Linked DNA regions of Homo sapiens: region 1 is linked to region 2. The links are chromatin loops, found by intact Hi-C in ENCODE. Cell type or tissue: GM12878. All regions are shown on one strand. Links, peaks and the distances in the headings refer to the core of each region. The heading gives the core; the rest is flanking DNA.

Region 1 (2,921 bases), core at 329-2,828, 90 kb after region 2:
CACACATACACTCTCTCTCTCTCGTGTGCATGCTCTCTCTCTCTCTTATATAAAACACACTGTCCTTGACTTTGTGGGATGTAAGCTGTGCACAGGAAAATCACAAAATGTAGATTATTACAGCACACTACAAGGTTGATAGACCCATGAATATTTGTAAGGAGAAGTCAAATTTCAGTGGCGTGTTTGCGTGTGTGTGCGCGCACATGTGTCTGATTATTTTATGTGTGTACATGAGAGAGACTGAACTTCTGAGCAGTCCAAGGAGTAAATTAATTAAATTGGTTACTGGGATTATAATGAGATTATCATCATTGAATTGTCTTAGCTGATACTTCACCAATAGGATAAACCCCACTTCCAGAGTTTCTTAGAGGGTCAAGTGAACAGGAAGAAAAATTATGGGAACCAGGTGGAGTGGGCAGAAGGAGGGCAGGTCCTGGCATGGTGTCCCTGGAAGAAATGGAGCGAAGTCCTAAATTGGGCCTGACTTGGAAGAGCTTCCTTTTTATCTATTTTAAGTTGAAACTTGGCTGACCCTGACCAAGAGGAGTCTGGACTTGGCTTTTCTTTACTGGTCTCGTGGGTTCCTTATGTAGTTGCTACAGGCAGTTGTGAGGAGAGCCTGTTGGCATTCCTTTCTTTGATTGACATGGGGCATTGGAAAAAGGTGAGGGGAATTAGAAAACAGCTAGAAGAAGAAACAAATGAGTCATCCTCCCATCTCCTAGGCCTTTATTACTTGCATTTTCTCTCTGAAAGTTGATTCAGGTCAGTAGGGAAATCATTAGTGAGATAGTGTAGCTCTTTAAAGATTTCTTACTTATTGATGCTGAAGGCCCTTTGTGATGTGCATTTTCTTTGTTCTATTCCTCCACAGTGGTAGGAGTTCTAGATAAAATATTAATCATAAAGGTTTTTAAAAATCATTTCCAATTGCACAGAGATATTAGGAGTTATGGCCACAAAGCCTTGGTACAGCTATATTTTACTGCCCACGTGTCTTCCCAGAGATGACACATACGCTTTTCATTTTGCTGTCATTATTCTTCATGAGATCGCAGGGCATCCATCATCACTGTGGTGGAAAAATGAAGATGAGGGACAAAAGCACCAGTCTCTAAGCACAAGATGATGTGTTTGTCTGTAGTGGCTAGGGACAATCTCCAAATGCAGGAACCATAAAAGGCTCTGTGACTTGTACCTCAGGAATGAGATTCATCAGCAATGAAATCAGAATCTCAACAGCAGTTTGATATTGAGGGATTTTGAGAAGCTGTGTCTCTGTCCGCATGTGTGGAATTCCATCCCCACGGGCAGTGTAATGCCATCAGAATCTGAGCTGGGATGAAAAAGTAGCCTGCTCTCCAGAAAGTCACATCAAGTGTGGCTTAGTTTATGGCAAAGATGAATGGGGTGTTGATGTCCCAAGAGAAGGGGATCTTGGCGGACAGTGCTTTTGGCTCTTTGTTGCTGGTGGGAACCCCAGCTAGGCTTTGAAAGTGGCATGGGTTCTCAAGTACCTGACATGTTCTTCATGCTTTTATTGACGTTAGAATGTTGTTTTCCATTCTGAGAAGCCAGATCACAAGGACAGAGTGCTGTGATGAGCATAAATACTATCAAACAAGGTCTACAGCAACAGCAATAGTTATTATGTCATGAACATCTGCTTTGTATTTCACAAAGACTCTGTCCCAGTTCCTATCTGAGATGGGGAGATGTTATTCTCAGATGAGGTGACTGAAGCTGAGAGTGGTTAAAGTGTCAGGGTCACATGTCTGGTAGGGTTAGAGCTGAAATTTGGACTCCTGTAATGCTAAGTAAATTTGCATGCTGCCATGATGGCCAGTTACATGGAATCATTTAAACCTCTTTTTACATTAAGCCTGTGGAAAATGAATTCCCAGTTCTAGAGTACCGCCTGCCCTGGTTCTACAGCATGGTTCCTTGCTTCTTCTAAGTCTCTAGGACCTTGGCAGAGTAGCATACAGTGGTGAGCAGTCTTCTTTTGAGATGAAATGGGCCCAGGGCTGCCTCCTTCATGACTTCATTGTTCCTCTCTCGGCCTGTTTCTGTGCAGCCGCTTGTCATGTCAGTTCCACTTTAAAACCAGAGTAAACAGTTCTTAATAGGTGCTTTTTAAGTTTAAAGAAAGATGGAAAGGATGTTCAGACCTAGGGAAGTAGACCTGTCTCTCAGCAGGTGAGTTATTCTGCTCCTGATGTTTTTATACCAAACTGAAAATATACAGTCACACACTCACCCCTGGGGAAGTGCAGAGGACTCTCTTCATGGGGGGCCAGTGTTACTCTTCTGTCCTGAGTGAGCATTCAGTTTATTTTGATCCCTGGCCTCAAACTCAAATACCCTACTGCAGTCAAAAAGAAACTCCCAAGTCAGAATGGGGATGGTCAGAATTCATCCATTCCTGCCAGTGGTAATAAATGGCTTCTCTTTTGGGTCAGTAGGAAGTAAATTGGATGACTCCTCAGCTAGTCACCCTTTGTAAAGTTCTTTCTGACCTTGAAGCTTAGAGGAAATTGGCTGGAGGGCAAAACAGTATTTCCTAAAGTGTTTATGAAGTAGCTCCCCATGATTCTTCATGGCCAGCACTCTGTCCTTTGTATCTGTGGCTTTGTTTTTTAGTGTTCATGAAGTATTGGAGAAAAGAGTTCCCCAGGCATCTCGTTTGGTTAAGAAGATTGCATCTCCCCATTGGGACATCCTGGCTATTTCCCAGCAAAATGCTCTGCCTCCCTCGACTGTACCACATAAGCTAATTAACCTCTTTATCGATTCTCTTTCTCCTTATTTTAATTTCAGCTGGTATTTCTCTAGGCCCTGGGCCTTGGGAATTGTAGACTCATTTGTTGAACTTCTGGCAGTGTGAAAATTTCTAATAGTTTGCTTTCTGTTCC
Region 2 (2,921 bases), core at 328-2,827:
TTTGTACAATACAAGAGTTATTGTAGGATTGTTTCATGGGCTAGTAAAAGGAGGTGCTTTGTACCAACCAACAAATATTTCTTGCTCTCTTGCCAGTGTGAACCACTAATTCTGAAAAATATGATATGTGATTTAAAATATAAATAAGCACTCAGACCACTATCCAAAATTTCTAATTTTCCCAGTAGATTGGTGGTGGAAGTTCTGGTCATGTTTTACTGTTTTTCTTGAGAGATGAAGGTAGTTGATGATCTATATGGAAACTTTTTTGGGTGTTATAGCTGAGAGTCTGAATCCTAGTATTTCTAGGATTCTAGGATATCACTAGTTTTCAGCCATTCAGCAATACCAACCTCTTTTTTTTTTTCCAAGTTCATCCTAGAACTTGCAGTCTTTTTGCTTAATATTTTTCATTAAAGTATTTTATTTACTTAAATTTTTCAAAAAGAAAATTCGTTGCTACCGTAAATGAGAAACTCAATATTTTCAGCTATATTTAAAAATATAGTACATACTTTTTAAATTAAAATATTTGCCCTTGTCTCACTAAATCATGTTGGTATTTGGACCACTATACTTTAAGAAATAACACTTTCATTTGTGTTTGAGGCTTACCAGCATAGCAGAGGAGAGGGACTCAAACACAAATGAAAGCACTACCCGGTGCTGTAGTATGACTGTTGTAGGCCCTCCCCATTTTTGCCTCCGTGGGCCCCTTTCTCCAAGAAAAATAAAACAACAAAAAGTTAAAAATTAGGCTTTATAACCTCATTGGTGTAAGACAAATATTATATGTTAAAACATTTTCTTTGGCCTAAGAATTAGTTTTTATCTTCTAATTTTAAAATAAGAATAATTTTTTGTTGACTGCAAAAAGTACTGTAGGCTCTAGGTCCTGTGCTGTCTGCATCTAATGGATACGTTCGTTGGCCTGTAACCACCCCATCCTCTTCAAGAGATCTAAAGGCTTCACTCGGTGGTGGTGTGGAAACCACAAAAATGAAATGTATTTGGAATCTTCTGTTATATCCTTAAAATTTAGATGGATTCTCTTTATGCCACATGATAATCATTGTTGCGTCAGTTTAAAATTATGTTAATGAAATTACTATAGAAAGGTTGACTTAAACAAAATCTATGGTTTCCTGCTGCTGTAATACTTGGCATAGAGCTGAGTGCCCCAGGGAGTACTTGTGCTCTGGTTTGGAAGCACAGGCATGAGGCATGTTAAAGTAGAAAAGCTTTTCTTTTTTTCCTTTTAAACTTGTGCTCAAGAGAAGAAATTGGGTTTATAATGGATTTACTTGTTGTCAAAAACAAACTATAGATATCATCCTAGCACTGTGGCTACCATGCACAGACAACCTTAACAGTGAATAAGTAAGTCCATGCAGATTCTTTAGAAGATGGTAGAAGAATCTACACAGCACTATTTGGTTTCAAGCTCATTTGTAAGTCTTCTTTTCTTAGAGCCTAGTGAGTGATTTACACTCTCTTAGCTATTTCTAGCAAAGAGGAAGAACAGTCACTCTTGATGAGTGACTAAAACTGCTGCTTTTACCTCCTTTTTAAGAAGTCACTTCCCTAGGTTTCCTTGGTATTAAGAGGGGGATGGCTTTCCCCTTTTGTCCTCTCATTACTCTCTTATCTAGGACAGGCTATTATAAAAGCTTTTTGTTTGTGAGATCAGTTCTGATTTCTAACTTCCCCACTCAAACCGAAATACCACACTTGAAGTTCCCCCAAATTGCTGCTGCTCCGATGACTCCTGGGTATTGTACGCTAAATTCAAGGATCTTTATTTAGGTTCTTTGCTCTCTTGAAAAGAAAATCCTAATGAGTCACCCAGTTTGCTGATTGCTTTGTAGGTGTGACCAGTTAAATGCAATGATAGTGGAGTTGAAATAGAAGAAGTCATTTGGGCTAGCTCATTTATCCTGAATCTAATGTAGCCTGTTGGCTTCTCTTTACTTGTGTGTGTGTGTGTGTGTGTGTGTGTGTGATAGGCACTTCTCAGCTGAGGGCCAGCTCTGCAGGCACTTAGGACTTGTATACCAGGCATCTAGATGCTACTTAGAACTAGCTTGGCTGTCAAAGAGAAGAGAGTGTGCTCTATGTGTTTGGTGCCTGAGCTAGGGTTTTGTCATTTTTCTTTTCTTTTTTTTTTTTTTTCAGCAAATGAACCAGTGAGTGAAGGGCATTATCACAACTCCAAGAACCAACTAGGAGTCACCCATGACATCATCTCCTGAATTTCATCACCAAGCCCAGCTGATCCTATTTCCTAAATGGTTCCTGATTTCTCTCTTCTGTTTTCTGTCTCTGCCACCACTGTCCTAGCACAGGCATTGCACATCTCTCATATGAACGCCTGCAGGACTGTCCCTTGATGTTATCCTTGCAGCCCCTACATTCCTACTGTGCAGCCAGTAAAGTCATATTAAAATGCTTATTTGATCATGTCTCTCTCCTGTTTAAAACCTTTTGAATGATTTCCCATGTGATCAAGAGTAAACTTAGCCTACAAGGCCCAGGATGATCTGAACACAACCTTCTTCTTAGTGCTGTTCTTTCTCACTCTCTGGGATCCAGACATACTGCTTTCTCTTTACACAGAAAACCTAATTTGCTTCCTCCTGCCTCAAGACCTTTGCACATTCCTGCTCCTGGAATGTTCTTCTCCTGTTATTAACTCCATGTCACTTTCTCACAAAACTGTTCTTCATCCTCCAGAAGATCCCAGGCCCCGTTTGGGCTTTCATACCCCCGGCACATTCTGGTGGGGTGCTAAACTCAGATTATAGTGATACACATTGGTTGAATAATATATTTATCAGACTATAAGCTCCATGAGGCCAGAGACTTGTCTACTTTGCTTACCACAGTATTCCCAGTAACTAGCACAGACCTACCAAAGACTG

The links. Peaks named below come from ENCODE experiments on the same cell type or tissue, not always from the same donor. Only the 100,000 strongest peaks of a DNase experiment are listed, where the experiment ranks them.
Region 1: it touches region 2 in a loop (2.8-fold over the local background); 3 of 110 quality-filtered maps call a loop at or near these places.

The regions. Positions count from the first base shown.
Region 1 is chr3:171,256,224-171,259,144 of GRCh38, reverse strand. The region is part of intron 2 of TNIK (TRAF2 and NCK interacting kinase); the gene reads left to right. Among named protein-coding and RNA genes, the nearest start is that of MIR569, 150 kb to the right of the region's middle. RefSeq lists an enhancer at 2,117-2,166. In GM12878, for the core only: no CTCF peak of the experiment used is centred there; a DNase peak (open chromatin) is centred at 1,734; H3K4me3 peaks cover 610 bases; H3K27ac peaks cover 2,500 bases.
Region 2 is chr3:171,346,473-171,349,393 of GRCh38, reverse strand. All of the region lies in intron 2 of TNIK (TRAF2 and NCK interacting kinase), which reads left to right. Among named protein-coding and RNA genes, the nearest start is that of TNIK, 110 kb to the left of the region's middle. RefSeq lists an enhancer at 1,860-1,909. In GM12878, for the core only: no CTCF peak of the experiment used is centred there; a DNase peak (open chromatin) is centred at 1,683; H3K4me3 peaks cover 559 bases; H3K27ac peaks cover 2,500 bases.